Linked DNA regions of Homo sapiens: region 2 is linked to region 1. Evidence: chromatin loops called from intact Hi-C (ENCODE). Cell type or tissue: Calu3. All regions are shown on one strand. Each heading gives the region's core, and the rest is flanking DNA. Links, peaks and the distances in the headings are about the cores only. Region 1 overlaps LOC105369844 (a long non-coding RNA gene). Region 2 overlaps LOC105369844 (a long non-coding RNA gene).

Region 1 (11,934 bases), core at 2,201-10,200:
TCATCTTGGGTGTTATAATTCTCATTGTATAAATTTAAAGATTTTTCTGCTTTTATATTCATCTTTGTGTTGTTTGAGAGAAAGAGAAGAAAACTGGACCAACTTTGGAATATAGACCAGTTTAAATTTTTGAGCTTGCAAGATTGAGAACAAGGACCTAAACACGGATGAATTCACCAAGAAAAAGCCAACCAGTAGGCATCTAGAGAGATGCTCCTGAGAAGGGTCAGCTGTCTCTGTTCACACAGCACTGTCTCTCTTACTGTAGGTCTTCTTTGAATTATTTATTTTATTCTTTCACTGGCTTCTGTAAGGGGATAGAGAGGCCTAATAGGAGTCATACATACACACATACAAAACTAAACAAAACAAAAAGTCTTTAGAATTCAAGGATCCTAAGTTGGAATATTCTTCCTGCGTCTGTCAAATGACATTAGACAAATAACATTTTTTCTTCAATTTCCTCATCTTTTTTTTTTTTTTTTTTTTTTTTTTTTTGAGATGGAGTCTTGCTCTGTCCCCCAGGCTGGAGTGCAGTGGCACAATCTCAGCTCACTGTAAGCTCCGCCTCCTGGGTTCAAGCGATTCTCCTGCCTCAGCCTCTTGAGTAGGTGGAATTATAGGCGCCCACCACCACGCCCAGCTAATTTTTTTTTGTATTTTTAGTAGAGATGGGGGTTTCACCATGTTGGTCAGGCTAGTCTCGAAATCCTGACCTTGTGATCTGCCCACCTAAGCCTCCCAAAGTGCTGGGATTACAGGCATGAGCCACCGCGCCTGGCCTCCTCATCTCTTTAAACTGGAAATGCTACCTATCTTTTTGTTTGTTTTGAATATCAAAACTGTTTTAAAAATGTCAGCCTAATGTGAGACTGACATGGAGTAACCCTCAATTATTCATCTGCCTGGCTTTCATTTCATTCATTCTTTATTATTATTATTATTATTTTTTGAGATGGTGTCTCTCTCTGTGGGCCAGGCTGGAGTGCAGTGGCACAATCTCAGCTTACTGCAAACTTGGCCTCCCAGGTTCAAGCGATTCTCCTGCCTCAGCCTCCTGAGCAGCTGGGATTACAGGTGCCCACCACCATGCCTGGTTAATTTGTGTATTTTTAGTAGAGACAGGGTTTCACCATGTCGGACAGGCTGGTCTCAAACTCCTGGCCTCCAGTGATCCACCTGCCTTGGCCTCCCAAAATGCTGAGATTACAGGCATGAGCCACCAAAAAAAGTTGACAGTTATATCCAGTTCTTTGTTTTGGAAAGGTATGATTATAGAATTGTATTTATAAACTCTGATTTTTTTGTTCCTAGAAAGAAACTACAAATAAGCACACATATTGGTTCCTGGATATTCGCTCCTGTCTAGACTTAGAAAATTAGGGTTTTTTTGCTGTCTGTGGCACTGCAGCCTAGACAAGTATAGAAACAGTCTCAGAGTTGGGGCATGTGCCAGGAATCTCCTGATACTGCAACACTGTGAGCATATATGAAAAACACGAAAACACAAAGACAATCACATTCCCACATTCAATTCGGGTATATGGCTTTTGAATAAGCCTGTCATCTATTTTAAATTTGGTCTTTTAATATCCTGTTTTCTACTTCTGTTCCTTGAGTAGCCAATTAACAGACCAACATCTTCCTAAGATGCCTGTCTTTCAGGCTTTGGCCAGCACACTATGGTTTTTAAACCCACTCTTAACATGTCACCCCACGCCTAGGAAAGAATAACTCATTTCCATTTACTGTAATAGGATAACCCGTGAAAAGACCTATTTAGAGCTGCATGTCAGATACTTTCATTTGCTCAAAGTGGCCTTTCATGCAGAAACATGTTTTGTGTTTTTTTTTGGAAGGTGGAGTGTTCTTCAATGTTGATGTTGGAAGACTCCAAAAGTGAGGTCCGTGGCTTTTATAATTATGCAGGATTTTAGTATAAACCAGTAGGCAGATCTTAGCTAAATCTGCCCCACAGAAAACTGTCTCCAGCCAAACGACCAATTTAAAGGTCAATGTAAATGCTAAGATTATTAAGCAATAGCAGTTGAAGAAAGACATTCAGCTGTGGTGGAAGGACTCTTTGCAGGGTGAAAAAGAAAAAAGGTTGTTTATGTTCCTCCACTTCTTCCCAGAAGTGGGTTTCTTGAGCTTCCTCCTTTTTCACACTGGGGTTTTATTGTCTCACATTGTCTAGAAAGAAAAAACTGGAATTTTTCAATGGTAACACATCCTTGAAATGTGGGGTTTTAAATTCTCTAATTGGGGCTCTTGCAAGGAAGAACACCAGATTCCCTCATTATCTTAATGGCTTCCCTCCGCTTCTGGGCATGGGCCTCATTATAGCTTGGAGTCTCTTTAGGGACTGTGCAGGTGCCTTTTTTAAGTTCAGGTGGACAGTGTGGAAGTCATGCATAGAGCACATGCCAAAAAAGAGCTCCAACTGCTCCACTGACTTCCCCACGCACACTCTTGGAGTTATTTCCACTAATAAAAGCAGAATAGAACATGTACCAAATCAAACCATCAAACCATTGATTATATCTACTGAACGTCAGAGAACATGCTATTTATTGCATACATAGCATGTATTAGCTAAGATGATGCTCCTTAGCTAATAAACAACACATTATCTTTCATCTCAATCCCACACCTGCTCAAGAGGTCTCTGGGGCTGTGCCCTCATTTCCTATTGCTGCTGTTTCCATATCTTTAGATTCAGTACCTCCCCATCTCTAAAGTGACTCCATGTGGTACTTGTGTGTGTGTTATGTGAGCATGTATGTTTTTTATACCTATCTATCTATCTATCTATCTATCTATCTATCATCTATCTATCATCTATCTATCTCTTTATATTTTAAGCACAGATTCCAAGGCAATTCTCTTATGGGTATATTCTCCTGGATCTCCCAAACTGAACTCAGTATCATTCATTCCCTCTCAAATATTCCTTTCTTCTTATGTTCCATGTCTCAGTATAGCACACTGTCATTCACTCATCATGTTTGCCTTCTTCTCTTTTCACTCTTCAAATCCCATTTCTGACCACCTTATCTGCTCCCCAGGGAATCATCACATTGACCAATTCATTTCCACTGGGACATTTATCACTGATTTATGCTATGGGGTTAACTGCTTATTTACTTTGTTTCATCTGCCTCTTTCCTCTAGAATATAAGCCCCAAGAAGGTAGGGTTCTTTTCTGTGTTTTTCCCTGCTGTGAACCTAGAACAATACCTGGAACATAGGCATTGTTACTTATAAACCCGGTAAAAGTTTATTAACTACATGAATGAATCAAAAACTGTCTCATTGATGCTATTGCCTTAATGTCTTGCAAATCACTTTTTTAAATCCCTGCTGCTGCCACCCTAGTTAGAGCCAGTATATTTCTCATATCTGTGACTACAATAGCCTCTAAGCAGCTCTTCTCTTTTTTTTTGTTGAGACCCGGGCTGGAGTGCAGTGGGACCATGTTGGCTCACTGCAACCTCCATCTCCTGGGTTCAAGCAATTCTTCTGCCTCAGCCTCCTGAGTAGCTGGGATTACAGGCGCCCACTACCATGCCCGGCTAATTTTTTTATATATATTTTTAGTATAGATGGGGTTTCACCATGTTGGCCAGGCTGGTCTCGAACTCCTGACCTCAGGTTATTCATTGGTCTCGAACTTCTGACCTCAGGTGATCCACTCACCTCGGCCTCCCAAACTGCTGGGATTACAGGCATGAGCCACCACGCAGAGCCTCCTGAAGCAGCTCTTCCTGCTTCCACTCTCACTCTTCTCTAAATCGTTATCTGCCTGGCAGTCTGAAGTCTTTCTAACTTGCAAACTGGCTCCTGTCATTGGTCTCCTTAAAACTCTTAAGTAGCTCCCCATTACGATCTGCTTTGCAAACTTTTCCACAAGCATTTCCCCAATGGCAAAGGAGAGAGCAGGCCTGGGATCTGAAGTTCCCTGTCACAAGTACAAAATATCTTAGGAGTTTTATAATTTATCTTACAAATGTATGCAGATTTTGCACTCTACTTCTTTAGTAATAAATATTTTAAATTACTCAACACTTAGCAAAAACAATGCTCCAGGAAGATATTTCTTGTTTATCCTGTGGTTTTGCAATATGGCCACCAGGATATCAAAGTCTGAGAAAGGCAAAAGCAGATCAAGATCAGATAAACTTATTTGATGCACAAAGCCCTTCAAAACCTGGTGCTTGATTTGCTTTCCCTTCTTACCTTTTGCCATTCTCTCACACCCACCTTCCCCAGGCTGGCTCATCTCAATGCCACCCTCCCCTCCAAGACTGCTTTAGGTCTCCCTTCTCTGTTCCCCCTCAGGATCCTGTGCCTTGTTGCCTGTACATGATCAGTCCTTATTGTTTATCTCTGTGTCTGTAGCACTAACCTTGAGGAAAGGAGATGCGTTGTGTTCATTGTTACCCAAACCTGGCCCAGTGCCTGGTAGATCTCAAGCACACAGTAAACGTCTATGGAATGAATTAGTGAATGAGTAAATGGATTACCAATTATTCCAAGTAAGTGCTCATTTGAAGCTTTAAGGACCCTGATATCTGAGATTAAGCGATATTCTATTTCAGTAGCCTTCCCCCATCTGTTACTCCATCCTTCCCAATACATACATGTAAGAAGAGAAATTTATTTTGGGTTGATTTGATTGCCCAAGAACTGAAAACTGCGATCATGTCTAGGACCAAATCATGGATTCAAATTTACTAAGAGACATGTAAAGTTCAAAGAATGATCCTTTTCCCTGGAAACTGGAAGGGATTTTTGAAAGCACAAGGACTCCCTAGCTTGAAGCAGCAATTAAAGAATGGATCTTTGGTAACATCATCCTTTCTGATCTAGACAGCAATCAAATGTAATCTGCAAAGGTTTCAGAGGAAAGTTGAGCTCATGTTTAAGAAGATACTCAACCTCATCGTTCCATTTGTCATAGAGAATCGTAACTCATCTGTCCACCTATCTTTTCTGTTTCTGACATTTACTATAAAATGTTGTCACTGGGACTGTAACGTCTAATCAGCCAGGCTATTTGAATGATCTGATGAGCTAGTTTTAGGGTTCAATGTGTCATTAAAAAAAAAAAAAAACTTTTCTAGTGGAGTACAACTAGTGGAGCCGCCATAACTTCAAAGTCTCTTAGAATGGTTTTGGCTGAAGTCAAACATCCTCTTCATTTGATACAATTTTTGGTTATGCGTGACATATGCTCAACAGGAAAATTCTGCAGATGGAATCTTTCTACCGAGGGAAGTAGTTTGCTCTTATTAAAAAGTCTGAATGGGGACTAGAGATAGAATGAAGAGGAAAAGGAAGCCACAGAAAAAGCTCTGGCTGCAAGGCCATCCCTAGGCACCTGACAACATAGAGCAGTTGGCAGAGGATTGAAGTTAAGCAGCTGAGTCCCGTCCTCTGAGAGCTTGCAGTCCCCAACCGACTCAAATGCATGATTAAACATCACTTGGCCAACTATGCAAGTATTGAACCACAACCAAAGTAGGTTTTTAAAAATAGATTCAAATTAAAATGCAAGCCAATAAAGTAAGAGTAAATCACTCCTTCCCACTGCAGTATGGAATATAATCGAGGTATTTTCAACTGGTTAACAATGGATCCTTCCTGAAATATTCGACCCTTCACTGGCTTAGAAGGTATGCTTTTTTATTTATCAGATATGATTTGGGGGATGTTTAACACATGGGACTCATGGTTTAGAGTGTTTGCTAATTTTGTTACAGTGTTTCCAGTCAGGACAGCCTTAAAGGAAGCATTGCATATTTTATTAATTAATTAGTCATAATGAATTCTTTATTTCTGGTGTTGGCAAAGGCTAAAGCAGCCTGTTTGGCTATTGTTACACAGCCTGGTTTGCAGGCATTTCCTCCTGAGATTGCCAAGGGCAGCTGCCATGGGGTCACAGCAATTCCTTCAGCCAGTACTGCCCCTTTCCCAGAAACACACGTCTCTCCTTTCAACCCACAAATGAGGATGCAGCAGAGTGGGCCTGGGCACGGGCTTCACCCCAAACACAGCCAGAACACCTTTGTTTTTAATATGACTTTTTCAGATGAGTTTTTTTTTTTTTTAAGTGTTCTATAGCTGAAAAGGTTTTGGAAAACTACTCAATAAATAGAAGATAGGTAGATAGATGATTGATAGGTAATATAAACAGAATATTATATTCTACAAAAGCTGCTGCTTCCCCATAAGGCTTTGTGAATTTAAACTCCTCCTTCATCAACACCAAATATTAAATATATTACTTTGTACTTGAGGAAAAGTGGCGCAGTGGCTCACACCTGTAATCCCAGCGCTTTGGGAGGCGGAGGTGGGCAGATCACTTGAGGTCAGGAGTTTGACACCAGCCTGGCCAACATGTTGAAACACTGTCTCTACTAAAAACACAAATGAGCTGGGCGTGGTGGCAGATGCTTGTAATCACAGCTACTCGGGAGGCTGAGGCACGAGAATTGCTTGAACCTGGGAGGTGGAAGTTGCAGTGAGCAGAGATCACACCACTGCACCGCTCCAGCCTAGGCGACAGAGCAAGACTCCATTTCAAAAAAAAAGAAAAAAGAAAAAAATTACTTCCTACTAAAATGAAAAAGAATAATGGCTCCCAAATACCTAGTGTCTATCTGTTCCTCTAAATTAGGGGTTGTGTTTAAATTTACTAAATTTATATGTATATTTCAGATAAATTAGGCTGAAAATCTTTGTTCCTATCAATACTGTACAAGTGACTTTCACTAATTTATTTTGTGAAGGAAATTAAAACTTGTGACCATGACATGTAAATTCATTGAAATTAAATGCAAATAAATCCAGTCTTGTTATGGTCTTCTGTTTCAAGACTGAGGTTATTGACTGACACATAACGTTGAGAATCCATTTCCCAAACACTTTGATTGACAGGCAAGACAACACAACAGCAGAGACCTGGCTGTCTGTTTAAAAGCCGTGCTCCAAATACAGGCTATGTTGATAGAATTGACTGCTCCATTTTTCTGCTTTCTGAAGAGAAGGTAATCCTCTACCTTCTATTTGCAGGATATTAATTTTAAGTACCTGTGAAATGAAGTTCTTAAAACCTAAGATTCCCCAAAACTCCAGTTATCAACAAGGTTATATAGGAATCAAAGCGAGGCGTTTGGAGTAGATGCCGAGATCACCTCTCCCTCACACCTCTGCTGACCCCAGCTACCTGCAATCCTGCCAGGACCATTCTGGAGGTGAGGTGATCCTTTTTATTTGTAAAAGGTCTAGTAAAATATACAACAGTTTATTCTTTTAATTTTAAATGGCAATTTACATACATATATATATACTTGTATACTTCATAATCGACTTTCTTTTAAAATATGTGATTTCTTTCTAGGAAATGTTTCAATTTAAAAAATTAAATCATTTATGAATATGAATTTAATATTCATTTCCTTCAACTTCTTTCATCTGAATTTCTTTCTTCCCATTATTCCTTTTTCTTCTTAGCTAAACCATCAAATGACTTTCCTGCTATTTTACATTTTGCTGATAAGCAGTTCCTGTAATTAATAACCTTATCTTTCTATGTATGAAAAAAACAAATTTAATGCATTTTAATAAGGAGGTTGAAAGGACAAGGAGACATTTTATTGCTATGTTGATTTTGATAAGACTAGAAATAACCTGGATGGCTGGTGATGGCATATTGATGTTGGTTGCATTTGTGCACACATTTTTGGTTCCTCTTGCTGTTTGTACTTCAGTATTTCTTATAAATATATTTCTGAATGGGTATGCAATGTAGATTTCTTTAATAAGCAAATCTCATTGAATAATGTGATGGTTTTAGGCCACTTTATCATTATATATGTCTGATTCTAATCTCGTGTTTACAGTTATTAGCTGACCAACCAACAGGGCTGAGAATCAGAAGATTTGGTTTTAAGACTAGCTCTTCCAAAAAATTGCTCTTAGCCCAAGGAAAACATCCCAATTGCTATTTCCTTATTTATATATGGAGGTGGATCACCAGGAGACTACCTAAAACAGCTCTAAAATCTAAACCAGATCTAGTATTCTACAACTCCAGCTAATTCATTTTAAAAAAAATGCTATGTTAAGGTTTTAAAGTTGAAGATCCTTTGGAATGTAAATAATCAGGTCTCCATCCGGGGCCAAAATTTTGTACATCCCAAATGAAGGCTGAATAAAGCCTGTTCTTTTGAAATTAGTGACTTTTATGAGCTCATGAAGGATCCACAACAGAAAGAGCTCTGTGATGGGCATCAGGGTCGTTCCCACCCTTATTTCCTTTCCACTCACACACTAATCCCGTGATGTGGTTACATCTGTAATTTCATTCTGCAAAGAGGAAACTGTGTTGTACAGAGTAGTTAGTTGTCTTGGGCAGGGCTGTACAGGGTCACATAGCTACAGAGGGCTGAACAAAATTCTCGATATTCCAGACTGTGGTGATTTTTGTTAGAAATCTTGGGGTCACGGCACTTTGGGAGGCCGAGGTGGGTGAATCACGAGGTCAGGAGTTTGAGACCAGTCTGGCCAACATAATGAAACCCCGTCTCTACTAAAAATACAAAAAAAATTAGCCTGGCATGGTGGCGGGCGCCTGTAGTCCCAGAGAATGGAGTGAACCTGGGAGGCGGAGTTTGCAGTGAGCTGAGATAGCGCCACTGCATTCCAGCCTGGACAACAGAGCAAGACTCAAAGAAAAGAAAGAGAGAGAGGGAGCGACGGAGAGAGAGAGGGAGGGAAGGAAGGAAGGAAGGAAGGAAAGAAAGAGAGAAATCTTGGGGTCACTGTCCCCAGGACTGTGTCCTCAAGTCAGGGGTAGAAAATGAATAGGAGTGAATACCTAGTACTGCTCAGATAGGGCTGTTCTCACGCTAGGAGAGGGGATGGTTGATTGGGTATCGGGGCATCTTCTCCACTAGACGGTAAGCTTTTCTATTACCGAGTGTATCCATATATCCTTCAGGGCAGGGAGAAGATTTAAAATTGGTGTAATCTGCTGTAGTACCCAGGAGTGTGCTGGGCTCCCCAGTATTTTTCAATTCTGTGACACTGTAGGCAATCAATATAAACAGAAGATGAGGGTAACAGTGAAGTAGAAAAGGGTCAGATGTTGAGAATGGGAAAGTAGAGGTTACTACACCCACCTCAGTTCAGTAAAACAGAGCCCCTTCCACTGGCTGATTGGTGAATCACCTGGGCTGGCTCCAGGAACAATGAGAAGTCTTGGATTTGGTGCCCTTCAATGAAATCTTTCATTAGTCTCTCATATTCCTCCTCTTTCTTACTCCCACCAGCCCCTTTTGAAAAGTATGAATGCTGAGTTAATCCCTCAGGGTCCCAATGGTCCTTGTTCAAGCAAACGTCAAGGCGAGGGACTGTCTTTAATTATGGCTTAAGGAAACAATGCCTCCCTTTTGACAGTCTATGTAGTTAGTGATACTCTTGCTTGAAGATTCATGCAGGTAAAACCAAAAGGGGTTTCTATAGTATTGAAATCCATCTTCAAACACCACTAACCACTCCCTCTCCAACACCCATCTCCTGCTTCCAAGGGCAAAACTTAACCATCAAATAACATTACATATATGTTTTGGGCCTTGTATTTTGTACCCTACAGCATGTATGACTATTATACTGATGAGAGAAAACAAGATGTTTACGTAAATAAGTTTTTCATCACTGAATTCTAATGATAATCAACCCAAAACATCAGATTATTTTTCTGAGCATTTAGTCACAGCTTCAACAAAAATTCTTTCTTTAAGAGCTTATTGTGAAAGGATTTCATGTGCATTTATAAAGATGTCTTCTTTCATTCATTCTTTGGCAATTCTAATTAGTAAATTTTACTGGCATTTCTCTTTCTCTGTGCCCAGGAAGTTAATACAGCATCATCATTGATTACTGCCGCATGTTAGAGCAAACATATTTATTTCTCTTTTTTTCTCCCAAAGAAATAAAATCTTTATGTGCTCTGCACGTGGGTTAGGGAAGCTAATAATGGTCTGATTGTTCCAGTCTTGGTGCTGCCTAACCTTTGAGGTAAGGACTGTTACTCTTTCAAGCACTGTCCTCTAGTGTGGAAAATAAATATTAGCACTTTTACAACAAGCATTGCTGCTCAAGAACTGCTGCTTGATAAGTGTGTGCCTTCCACTAACCCACTCAGTGCTTTTCCTGGGAAGGTATTGACACCTTTAACCACATAAGTTAAAGTAATTCTTGGTGAGAAAATTACTGGCAACACATGCACCTTTACCTAACAGTGTTAGGTCATCAGAAACCACTGAATAGATGAAAGAAATGGGCTTGTAGTATAGCATAGATCCATGAGCTTGTGATAAAATGCAAAAAAAGAAGAAAAAAGGCACAGTTCATCTATTTTTAAAAATTAGTATTTCAAAAAGAGTGCTGGCTCAGCACGGTAGCTCACGCCTGTAATCCCAGAACTTTGGGAGGCCAAGGTGGGCGGATCACCTGAGGTCAGGAGTTGGAGACCAGCCTGTCCAACATGGTGAAACCCTGTCTCTACTAAAAATACAAAAAAATTAGCCTGGTGTGGTGGCAGGCACCTGTAATCCCAGCTACTTGGGAGGCTGAGGCAGGATAATTGCTTGAACCCGGGAGGCAGAGGTTGCAGTGAGCTGAGATCATGCCACTGCACTCCAGCCTGGGCCACAGAGCAAGACTCTTGTTTAAAAAAAAAAAAAAAAGCTATCATTTTTGACAAACTGGCCATTCCGAAATTAATTTCTGTGTGAAGCACACATATACATTTCTTTGAATCCTTGTATAACTCAACTCTGACTGGCTGTTTAATGGAATAGTTCTGACTATTCACATTTTCCAGGTTATTATCTCTTAGTTTCATTTAGTATAATGCCTGGCTTTGAAATCATAGGTAAATATTCAACAATGCCTATCAGTTAAGATTTTAGGGCACTAGATTCAGATAGACCTGGGTTAAGCATTCATTTGTTAGTTGGCCTTTCTAAACTTCAATTTCCTTTACAGTAAAATGGAGATCATAATAGTGCTTTCTTTCCTTAAAGAATTTAATTATGAACCTATGAGGCTTGAAAAATATTTAACATAGTATCTGGACCTTCACAAACACTAAATAAACATCAGAAATTCTTTTATATATTTTTGTATTTTTTTTTGACACGGCCTCTAGAAAACTTTCTATCCACCAACCAAGCCCCAAATGACATTCTTCTAATAAAACATACGGTAGACTATTTAAATTCATTACAGAGTTCACTTGTATTAGATTTAAATTCATTACAGAGTTCAGTTGTATTAGTTCCTTTTACTACATTTGAAAAAGCCTTTTCTCAGTGTGCACATTCAGCTGGACGCATGCTTCCTAGCTTCCGTTGAATTTTTGTGTTTGACACCTTCTTAGGGGACAGTTTCATATCAGGTGTCATTTCACATTAAGAAGCCAAATTTTGTGGATGCTTATATACACTCGAGAGTATGAACACAGTCAAGCTGGCTGTTATTGTTGTCAGTTCCCAAAATAGTGATCCGACATCCATGCCCAAAGGAGCATAAACCACAGACTTGTAAAAGGGGTACTCCTGGGAAGCTAATGTTGGGGGATAATCTCCAAAACACTCATACCTTTCATTGCTTCATAGATTATATCTAATGTCCTTCAAGGTTATAAAAATAGTTTACAGAGCATCTCTACCATAAACTGCTCTGTCCCTCCATAAAACAGGCCAGTTGCGTAGCTGGAAATGTTTCTGCAAGACAACAATGGCTGATAGGAGATTGAGCATAACCAAGCGCTTGATACAAACCATCTGCTTTTCTCTGAATGGTGTCCTTGAGTCTTCATTCTTGCTCAGTGTCCTGTGAAAGGAGCTGAAGCTGCTGCCA
Region 2 (11,934 bases), core at 2,029-10,028, 190 kb before region 1:
AGAAAATGACAGTGTATTGATTGAAAAATTACATATCTTTGACTTCTAGTAAGCTGGATATTTTTCCCTAAGATGGCTAGTTATTTGCATTTCCACTTTTTGTGAATTTTCTGTGCACATCCATTTCCCATTTATCTTTTGAGATCTTTTCCCCCGTCTTATTGGGAAGTACATGTGGTACATACGGAAGAGTGTATAAAACATATGTACAGCTTGAAATATAATTCTACAGAGGACTGTGCGACCAGCCCTCAAGTTAGGAACCAGAATGTAAAACGTTGTTTCCGCATCTCCCTTCCTGCCTGCTAGACCATCGCCTTCTCCAGTGTTTCCTCTTCCCGCCTCCCTCCCTCACCCAAAACATGATCCTGACTTTGGATCATCAATCCCTTGCTTTTCTTAATATTTTTATTACCTATGTAGGGATTCATAAACAATTTAGTTTAGTTGTGCCTGTTTTCGAACTTCATAAAAATGAAATCATACTCTGAACTCCTGTGAGTGGATCATTTTGCGTAACATTTTGTTCATAGGATTCATTCATGTTAATGTGTGGAGCTGTGGTGGGTCGCAATAATTATTCTATCTATTTATTTCAGCAATTTCAAATATGATAGAAAATGTTCTCTATCATGTTTAAGGCAACTGTTTTCCCAGTTTTAAAAAGTTTCTTATAATTTTGGTTATAGTTTAACACACAGACATTTTAGACGTTTACATAGTAAAATCTATTGAACTTTTCCTTTGTGAATTCTTTTATTCCTTTGAAACTTAGAAGGACCTTCCCCTTCAGGATGTTGATAAATATTTGCCCTTATTTTAGCTCTTTCATGCTTTGATTTCTTTTTTTGAAAAAAAAAAAAAAAAAACTTTAGCATTCTAATCCATCTGTATTTATTCTGGCTTATGGTTTGATTTGACATTCAGATCAATTTTCCCTCCAAATAGGTAACTGCTTATTGAGTAATTCTTTTCCATGCCCATTGGGGCTGCTTTCTTTGCGTAGCAGAGATGAGACAGAGCTGTATTTATAGATGTAAGGCAAGAAAGCAAGTAAGTCCAGGCACAGTGTCGGACAGAGCGGGAGTGATTTAGTGTAAAGTTACTTACTAGCCATGACTTGTCTTCCCACAGACTCTATTTATATGAGAAATGCACTTCTACCATTGCTATTTTGTCATTTTTGTCACTTGCAGCTGCACCTAATTTTAACAAATTCTGATTCACCCTATTTGCTCTTAATCATTAGACAAGAAATGCAGCTTTTCCTTCTCTTTGTGTGTGTGTGTATATATATATATATATATATATCTAAGCCTCTAAAATAATAGATAAGAAATATTAGACTTTGTCTCAGTCTTCAGTGTTAAACTCTGCAAAGCCCTTTTTTGGCCATTGCATTCAGATTGCTTTTTCCTGATTTGCAGAGTTTTCTTTTGGCTTCCTGAAATGTGTCAATGTTCCTCCAGCCTGGGATTAATTCTGTGTAGAATGGAGGATTGTTTTGTATTTCTCTTAATATAGATTAATTTTATTTCTTAATTTTAGGGTGGTGTTGGTATCTTTTGGTTGTTTCTTAAATGAGCATAACAGTTGTTAAAAAAAATAAGGTTATACTTTTCATTGGCTTATTTGTTCTTTTCTGACTTGTGTGCATTCAAAATCAATAAATGATATTCTGGCCTAGAGAATCACTCATCACTTGGTTCCTTGTTGTGTACACAAGAGCCAAAGAGCATAATAATAATACTGGGAGGAGGGCCAGAGAGAAGATGATGAAAACTGCACAAGAGACAGTGGACATCTCTGCTTATTAGATCAGGTGTCTAATTCAATAAAATGATTTTTTAAATGTGTGTGTAAATTAATGTCTCATGGTCCTGAGCAGAAGATAATTATGTCTTCATTTCAGTCAGAATTTCAATTCAGAAATGGGTTTCGGAAGTAAATATTAAATACTAAATGAACACTAGCTCAGAGTTTGCCTACTCGTTGCTTCTCAGAGAAAGTGAGATGAATTACAGGTTCTATTAAGATGGCTTGCTTAGTTGAGTAATTGGGACTTTTGTGCTTTGCTTGCCTATTTCCTACTCTTTTTCTGGATTGAGTTGTTTATTTGGTTTACATTCCTCTAAACAGAATTCTTTTTTAAGCATCAGAGTAAATACTGGTTCACATCAATAGACACATAAAAAGTTATTGAAGAGTCCGAGTGGTGTGGAGCATGGAGTTTGGAATCAGGAACACCTGGTTCAAAGCCCACTTCTACAATTTACAAGGCACTTGCCCTCAGCCAATCTATTTGATATCTCTGAGTCTTAATTTCCTTATCTGTAAATAGAAGAAGTGGTATCTTATTTCCAGTTTTGTTCTGATAATTTTTCTTTATTGCAGGATTTCCAAGTTACTAGAATATGGGTAACCCATAAAACAACTGGCCATATAGTGCCTACTGATTATATGGTGACTGGGGCATAGTAAGCACTTACCAATTACTTGTTAAATAAAGGAGTGGCAAATACGTGTCTACGCCTCTATACTTCATATTTACTTTCCCTTAGAACTCGCACAGAACAGACATGTGTGTTGCCATGAATGGCCATGATGGTAAGGATGGAGTTGGGAGGATGGATAAAGATTTCAGGTGTGAGACAGGATGTAGTGTGTGTGTGTGTGTGTGTGTGTGTGTGTGTGTGTGTAAAAATCCAGAGCCCATCAAAAGACATCTGGTTTGCTTTGGTATTTCACTCACATAAGGAAATGTAAACAGAGGGCTCTGTTTGGATTGTGACTTTTAAAAGCTATCAGCCTATTTCAGGTATCAGGTAGTTTATAGTTTTGACATTGCCTCTACCGCACTGAGAGATATAAACCCTCTCAGGTGCAGCATTTTCACGTTTAGACTTTTTTCAGGATTCTGAGCCAGGGGAAATAAACTGAAGAAATTAAGTGGGGCCAACAGATTGTGCATAAAGATGGCCTCCTTCCTGGAAGTAAGAGTCAGGGAACTCCCTCTCTCCCAAACAAATGGGTTGATGTTCCCCACATTCACCATCAGGAGAATTTGAGTGAATTACTTCAGAAAGCTACTTCACAAGAACTTTGTGTGATGGTGACTTCCTTGATTACACATCTGTGAAATTCAGTGTGTCTGCAAACCACAAGGTTTAAACCACAGTGTTTAAAGCACACACATTTCATTGAGGTACAAATTGATTGGAATCCATAGCTTCCCTTTAGCTCCATACCAACCAATTTTTATTAGGATGCTTTGATTATATGTCTGACCTTTTTTTCTCCCCTCTGTCTTCCATCCTTTCCTCTCCTTAACTAGATAAAACAAGATAATATGTAAGAGAGAAACTTTTCTTTAAAGGCAAAGTACTATATCCACATCAGAATAATAACTTATTGATTTATTTAGCCACCCAAATTAACCTGCAACTTGGTCCCAAAAGCAAAACACACTCAGAAAAAAAAGGTTTTTAGACTTAAAACTTTTTTTCTTCCTTGTGAACTTTATCTTTGCAACTAAACATACTGAGAACATGTGCTTCATCTTTTCTGATACTTTGTTCCTTTGTGTTCTTACTGCACCAAATTGGACTGTGGCATCCCTGATTTTATAGCATTTCTATTGTCACTGCATCTGTAGCTTGGCTTACACCTCAAAGGGCTGAAGTGTGAGATGAACATCCTGCCTGAGCTATGGATGATGGTATGTCTAAGAAAGAAAATAACATGTTCTCTACATCTCATGACTGTCCTTGAATCATTTGATCACAGTTCATTTGTCTTTTTATTCACTGAGAAAACATTTCATAAATCTGTGTGAGATTTATTACGAGATTCATTAGTTTACCATTTCATCTATTTCATCTTCAACATTTTCACATTTTAAATCTAAGAAATATTAAAATTAAGAAAATAATCTCCTTTTCTTTAGACATGAAAGCTTCATGGCTATTTTTTTTTTTTTTTTGACACAGAGTCTCACTCTGTTGCCCGGGCTGGAGTGCAGTGGCGTGATCTCAGCTCACCGCACTCCACCTCCTGGGTTCAAGTGATTCTCCCGCCTCAGCCTTCTGAGTAGCTGGGATTACAAGTGCTCACCACCACACCTGGATAATTTTTGTATCTTTAGTAGAGACGGGGTTTCACCACGTTGGTCAGGCTGGCCTTGACCTCCTGACCTCATGATCTGCCCTCCTCGGCCTCCCAAAATGCTGGTATTGCAGGCATGAGCCACCGGGCCTGGCCCTCATTCATCCTTCCAAGACCCACATTAAATACCATTTCTTCCATGAAATATTTTCTAGCCCCATCACCCCAATCAGATATGAACCTTCTGAAACCCTAGTATATTAATTTACATCAATATTACAGAACATATATCACTACTAGCATTATTATATTGGTATACTTACTTTTGCTGATAGGTTGTGCAGCTGCAATGTTCCTGGCATTATGCTAGGCACTTAATTTACATTATTTCATTCAAATTTTAGGATTTCACATCAACTCTATGAACTACATAGAATCTCCATTTTATAATTTAAGACACCAAGTTTGAATAAGTTGCTCAAGGACAAGTCTTAGATTCAAATCCAGATCTATTTTCCACCAAAGCACATGCTTTCTCTATTAGACTATACTGCCTTTTGTGGTGAAAGGCTGTCTTACTTAGTTGTATGCCTCTTGTAACTCCTCAAACAATGAAAGTGATTTGTATGTAGTGGGCCTGGGAGGGTGTAGGCTGGGAGCTGCCAGCATATATCATGTATTATGTAAACCCTAAGATGGAGGTCAAAATGGAGGAGCACTGAACCAAGAAGAGAGACTAGGTCTGGGTGACATTACTTTAGCATCTGCATCAACCCAGTCCTATCTTTGAACTGTTCAAGTACATGAACCAGTATAGTCCAGTATGTATTGGATTTACTGTTTCATAATTTTTCTAAAACGATAGATCAGGGATATGTTGTAGGCTTTGATGTCACCAAGGTATTTGACAATTTGTTAAAATATGTTCATGGACAAGAAGGTGAATTGTAGGTTGTCTAATATATACTCAAATTATGTTTACCATTTCATCTATTTCATCTTCAACATTTTTACATTCTAAAATGTAAAATGATAGCACTCTGGAAAGGTTCTCTTTTTGGTATTTCACAAATCTTATCAATGCCTTAGAAGAAAATCTAGGTGAGCAAATATAAACTCTTATAGATCTTGAAAATAACGCTTGTACGTTGGATACCCAAATTCTAAATAGTCAGGAAGCACCTCATCCAATATGGTTATGGATAATGCACAGGAAAAAACCTAGGATGTTTAGGTTAGTGTTGGAAATCAGAGAGGAGGTGACAGAGTCTACCTGAGATTTTGCAGGGCAAGGTTAAAGGCAAGAAGCCAAGGCCAAAAAATACCCAGAGGCAGCATTAGCAATAAAACCATTCAGATATAGGTTCATATCATACTCTCGTCAATGAATAACTGTGGAACTTCAAGAAATTACTTAATCAATTACCCCTTGTTTCTGCACCTGTAGATACCTATCAACTGGGCTGTTGAGAAATAAGGAGGGCTGTTGAGGAATAACGCTTCCTATGTGGAAGTGTTAGATACACAGTAGATGCTCAATACATATGATTTGTTTGAAAGCATATTATGTACTAGGAGCTGGCTAATAATATGCTGGGAGCAAGGAGGGAAGGCCAAGGACCTGGGAGGCGGGGAAGCAGGAACAGTCATGAAGATGCATGAGTAATTCTGCAGAACATGATCTTTCTCATCTGGGAACAAATTTTTCCCCCATAACCTCTTAAGCGATCCACTTAGCACCTTGTAAGAAGGAAAGAACAAAGGTGATATAATCAATTTAACAAGGGTTAAATGTTAAGTTCCATAATAATAATAATAATAAAACCACCATTTAGATAATTATAGAACACAGTAAATTTGGTGGTGTAGATCAATAATAACTTGATTAGAGTTCATGGAATGATACTGTTTCTAAAATGTTTGGCATCCTTAGAATGTTTTGATAGAAGCAGAGGGTACATAGTCTAAGAATTATTAACTATCTTACTATTTGACCAGAGCAATTTAGCTGGAAACAATTTGATCAACATAACCTTGGTTGACATATTGATGCAGTTGAAATAGATATTTCCCAGTCATAGATTTTTGGAACATTGGTAATTTTTGTATCTAATTTTTAGCCATTGAATCTTACTCTGACTTAATTTTTCGAGTGAAAAGTTGGGACAACACCAGTGTTAATATTGGAATTCTTCATGGTTTTGAAGAGTACTTATCTTTTACTTATTATAAAAACAGAAACCCATTATAGAAAAGCTAGAAAATACAAGCAAAAGAACAACAACAAGAAATGCATCTTTTTGCCCACCCTTAGGTAACCACTGTTATTATCTTGGCTTATATCATTCCAGGTTCTTTTCCTTGCCTTTCATTGATCTGACAAAGGAAGGGACTGTGCTGCAAAGTAGTGAGCTCTCCGTTTTCAGAAGTTTTCAAGCAGAAGTAGGAAAATCTATCAGAGATGTGTCAGAGATATGGTATAAAAGAAAGGTTAAATTTTATAATGTCTAGTTTTTTTCAACTTTAGGATTCTAAGAAAAAAAACGATAAATGCCATTGTAATGCTCACAAGGATTGTTCATTTATATTGTATTTGTGGGATTCAGCTGAAAAATAACTTCTAAAATTCCAGCTCTGATTGGTAATTCATTCTGTCGTTTCTGAGGTATTGGCTTGAACGCCTATATTTGATTTCTGTGCTTGAGTAAACCCACCCACTGGCCAGACTGAACCCCAGTGTGTTTGACATTTTCCCTTTTGAACAGCATCCAGCATAATGTAGCTTACTGGAAAAAATCTACACAGTGTGACTCAGAAAGTCATGCAAGCATTTCTTTCTGTGGAATTCTTTATTTTTTTTTCCCAAAATGAAAATAGATCACATTATTTGAGGATAAACAAATCTGAAAGTGTTTCCAGTAATATCTTTTTATGTATAAGCTGCTGAAGATTAACTAGCAGTTCTTGGCTAAGATCTTGCTTCCTACCTAAATATCTCAGTAAATGCTGTCCTATTGAAATAAAATTCAACTTTTCAAAGTTTCCAACTGGAAATAGAAAATGAAGTCCTACTTCCCAGAAGGAGGAGTCATGCTTTCTTTTTGTTTAAAATGTCCGTAAATTATCCAACACAGGCCCAGCCACGCAGTGTACATTTAATGCCCTCTAAATGAAACTATGTAAGATAAAATTACAGCTTATGAAAAACCATGTAAGCTACATGGTTTAACAAGATCTGGATTCTTCTTCCTTTATCTTCCTTTGTTTTCTGATAAATTTCGGGAAATACTCCCAAATAAGCACATGTATTGTCAATACTCATAATTTAAAATTTATTATTTGTTTTAATTTTTATTTTAGGTTTGGGGGTACATGTGAAGGTTTGTTGTTACATAGATAAACATGTGTCATGGGAGTTTGTTGTACATATTATTACATCACCCAGGTAGTAAACCCAGTACCCTAATATTGTTTTTAAGGAGTTGTATTTTAGATATGTTTTTATAATTATTAATGGAGTGTTATTAGCTGAACATGCACATTTGAGATGTTCTTTAGGTAGAAGGATCTGTATGCAACTCGGCAAGTACTTTTAGAAGGTATTGACTATTGTAATGTTGGCAGTATAAAAGGAAGGAAGACAGGACCATAAGACTTGAGAGAATGGTAGTGGAAAAAGAAATAAGCTACAGAATGTTTGATCTGATCAATAAATAATAAAATAGTAGCTACATGTATTGAGTATCTACATTGTATATATTAGATACTAGGTTAGGTGGTTTGTATATACACTGCCTTTTATCGCCACCCTACAATACAGCATTATCATCTCCAATTTACGGGTGAATGTTCTGAAGCTGAGAAGAGCTGGGATTCATAGTTTGTCCCACGATAAAACTTACTTTCTTCAACCTATACCATGTTGTCTCAGACGTATCATAAATAAAACCAGGACAGACAAAGAATAAAAATGAAATCTTAAAATTCTCACAATGTAACAGTAAACAAAGTAAACAATCCAATTAGGAAATAGATAATAGACATGAAACATTTCACTGAAAAGATATACAGAAGGCAAATAAGCACATGAAAAGATGTTCTACATCGTCAGCCGTTAGGAACATGCAAATTAAAACCATAGTGAATTTAAAATTTAAATTAAATTAAAACCATACAGTACATCTATCAATGGCTAAAAAAAAAAAAAAAAAAATTAATGATGTAACCGTCCAATGGGTTCACTTTTCCCTCTGCCTAGACAGAGCCAATTTATCAAGACAGGGGAATTGCAATGGAGAAAGAGTAATTCACGCAGAGCCAGCTGTGCCGGAGACCAGAGTTTTATTGTTACTCAAATCAGTCTCCCCAAGCATTTGGGGATCAGAGTTTTATTTTTATTTTATTTTATTTTTTATTATACTTTAAGTTCTAGGGTACATGTGCACAACGTGCAGGTTTGTTACACATGTATACATGTGCCATGTTGGTGTGCTGCACCCAGTAACTCATCATTTACATTAGGTATATCTCCTAATGCTAACACTCCACCTTCCCCCAACCCCATGACAGGCCCTGGTGTGTGATGTTCCCCACCCTGTGTCCACGTGTTCTCATTGTTCAGTTCCCACCTATGAGTGAGAACATGTGGTGTTTGGTTTTCTGTCCTTGCGATAGTTTGCTCAGAATGATGGTTTCCAGCTTTATCCATGTCCCTGCAAAGGACATGAACTCATCCTTTTTTATGGCTGCATAGTATTCCATGGTGTATATGTGCCACATTTTCTTAATCCAGTCTATCATTGATGGACATTTGGGTTGATTCTAAGTCTTTGTTATTGTGAATAGTGCCACAATAACATACGTGTGCATGTGTCTTTATAGCAGCATGATGTATAATCCTTTGGGTATATACCCAGTAATGGGATGGCTGGGTCAAATGGTATTTCTAGTTCTAGATCCTTGAGGAATCGCCACAGTGTCTTCCACAATGGTTGAACTAGTTTACAGTCCCACCAACAGTGTAAAAGTGTTCCTATTTCTCCACATCCTCTCCAGCACCTGTTGTTTCCTGACTTTTTAGTGATCACCATTCTAACTGGTGTGAGATGGTATCTCATTGTGGTTTTGATTTGCACTTCTCTGATGGCCAGTGATGATGAGCATTTTTTCATGTGTCTGTTGGCTGCATAAATGTCTTCTTTTGAGAAGTGTCTGTTCATATACTTCAGCCACTTTTTGATGGGGTTGTTTGATTTTTTCTTGTGAATTTGTTTAAGTTCTTTGTAGATTCTGGATATTAGCCCTTTGTCAGATGGGTAGATTGTAAAAATTTTCTCCCATTCTGTAGGTTTCCTGTTCACTCTGATGGTAGTTTCTTTTGCTGTGCAGAAGCTCTTTAGTTTAATTAGATCTCGGAGATCAGAGTTTTAAAAGATAATTTGGCGGGTAGGGGCTTGGAAAGTGGGGAGTGCTGATTGGTCAGGTTGGAAATGGAATCAAAGGGGGTTGAAGTGAGTTTTTCTTAACGTCTTCTGTTCCTGGGTAGGATGGCAGAACGGGTTGGGCCAGATTACCAGTCTGGATGGTGTCAGCTGATCCGTCAAGTGCAGGGTCTGCAAAATATCTCAAGCACTGATCTTAAGCTTTACAATAGTGATGTTATTCCCAGAAGCAATTTGGGGAGGTTTAGACTCTTGGAGCCAGAGGCTGCATGACCCCTAAATTGTCATTTCTAATCTTGTAGCTAATTTGTTAGTCCTGCAAAGACTGGACATCAGGCAAGAAGGGGGTCTTTTCGGAAACGGCTGTTATCAATTTTGTTTTAGAGTCAAAACATGAACTGAGTTCTTTCCCAAAGTTAGTTTGGCCTGCACCCAGCAATGAGCAAGGACAGCTGAAGGTTTATAAGTAAGATAGAGTCAGTTAGGTCTGATTTCTTTCACTGTCATAATTTCCTCAGTTATAATTTTGCAAAGGCAGTTTCAGTGACATCACCCAGTGCTGGCAAGGATGTAGAGAAACTGGATCATTGTTACATTGCTGATGCTACAGAGATTCTGGAAAACAGTTTGCAGTTCCTTTAAAACTAAACATGTAATTACCATATGGCTCAGTAATTGTACTCCAGGGAATTTGTCCCAGAAAAATGGGAGCTTATGCTCACACACAAAACCTGTACACAAATGTTTAAATCAGCTTTATATATAATAGCCCGTAACTAAAAATGACTCAGATATTCTTCAACAGATGAATGGTCAAACTGTGGTATATCAGTACCATGGAATACTACTTATAAATAAAAAGAAATGAGTTACTGATACATGCAACAATCTGGATGAATCACCAAAGGATTATGCTGAGGTTTTTTTTTTTTTTTTTTTTTTGAGACGGAGTTTCGCTCTTGTTGCCCAGGCTGGAGTGCAATGGCGCAATCTCGGCTCACTGCAGCCTCCGCCTCCCAGGTTCAAGCAATTCTCCTGCCTCAGCCTCCCGAGAAGCTGGGATTACAGGCATGCACCACCACGCCCGGCTAATTTTGTACTTTTAGTAGAGATGGGGTTTCTCCATGTTGAGGCTGGTCTTGAACTCCTGACCTCAGGTGATCCACCAGCCTCGGCCTCCCAAAGTGCTGGGATTACAGGCGTGAGCTACCGCACCCAGTTTATGCTGAGTTTTTTTTAAAAAATCCATCCCAAATGGTACATACTCCATTATTCCATTTATATAATATTCTTGTAGTGACAAAATTATAGAAATGGGTAAGAAATTAGAGGTTGTGAAAGGAAAATGTCTTGGGCCCCCAAAATGACTAAGGAAAACTCAAGCTGGAAACTGCTTAGGGCAAACCTCCCTCCCATTCAATTCAAAGTCACCCCTCTGCTGAGATAGATGCATGTGTGATTGCCTCTCTTGGAAAGGCTAATCAGAAACTCAAAAGAAAGTAACTGGTTGTGTATCACCAATCTGTGACCTGGAAGCTGCCTCCCGACTTCCAGTATTTCTGCCTTTGCTTTGAGTTGTCCCACCTTTCCAGAGTGAACCAGTGTACTTCTTACATGTATTGACTGATGTCTCATGTCTCCCTGGAATGTATAAAACCAAGCTGTGCCCTGGCCACCTTGGGCACTTGTCGTCAGGACTTCCTGAGGCTGTGTCTCGGGTGTGTTCTCAACCTTGGCAAAATAAACTTTCTAAATTAACTGAGACCTGTCTCAGATTTTCTGCATTCACATTCTTAAAAGGGCGACATGAGGGATCCTTGTGGTGATGAAAATGTTTTGTATTTTGATACTATCAATGTCAGTATCCTGGTTGTGGTGTTGTACCATAGTTTACAAGTTTGGGAAAACTGAGTAAAAGGAATGTAGGATCTCTCTGCATTATTTCTCACAATTGTATGTGAATCTACTATTACCTCCAAAGAAAAATTTTAATTAAATAAAAAGTGAACATTATTAAATATGAATCAAATGTATTTCTTTTTTGTTTGAATAAAGTTATTTGAATTTGTTTAAGAAATTCATGATAGCAAAAAAGGAATTGGATTGAACAGGTAAAACGGAACTGATTTAGCCCGAGAAAGCATTTCCTGCCTTAGTAAATGTCAAGGTAATAGGGCCAAACAGTTTGGTATCCTCTTTGAATGCTCTTTCTCTAACTGCTGTATCTGATCAACTGTTTTCTTCCTCAAAATTCTCTAGAGTGTACTCATCTTTGGCAGGGCCTTTAATGCTGCGCATATATATGGTGACTTTGTGAGAATAACGAAATGGTACCTTGTCTAGCTGATGAATAAAAAAAGGGTTTCCTTCTTCCTCCTGCTGGGCCACA

What was found. Hi-C counts contacts between places; a loop is a spot of excess contacts. Peaks named below come from ENCODE experiments on the same cell type or tissue, not always from the same donor. Only the 100,000 strongest peaks of a DNase experiment are listed, where the experiment ranks them.
Region 2: it touches region 1 in a loop (2.3-fold over the local background); 2 of 110 quality-filtered maps call a loop at or near these places.

Annotation. Positions count from the first base shown.
Region 1 is chr12:75,558,544-75,570,477 of GRCh38, reverse strand. It overlaps LOC105369844 (a long non-coding RNA gene), which reads left to right. Exons shown (of 16, transcript XR_007063375.1): 11 at 4,402-5,678; 12 at 7,078-7,259. Among named protein-coding and RNA genes, the nearest start is that of KRR1, 53 kb to the right of the region's middle. In Calu3, for the core only: no CTCF peak of the experiment used is centred there; a DNase peak (open chromatin) is centred at 5,917.
Region 2 is chr12:75,746,103-75,758,036 of GRCh38, reverse strand. All of the region lies in intron 1 of LOC105369844 (a long non-coding RNA gene), which reads left to right. Among named protein-coding and RNA genes, the nearest start is that of KRR1, 240 kb to the right of the region's middle. RefSeq lists an enhancer at 10,848-11,349. In Calu3, for the core only: no CTCF peak of the experiment used is centred there; a DNase peak (open chromatin) is centred at 5,716.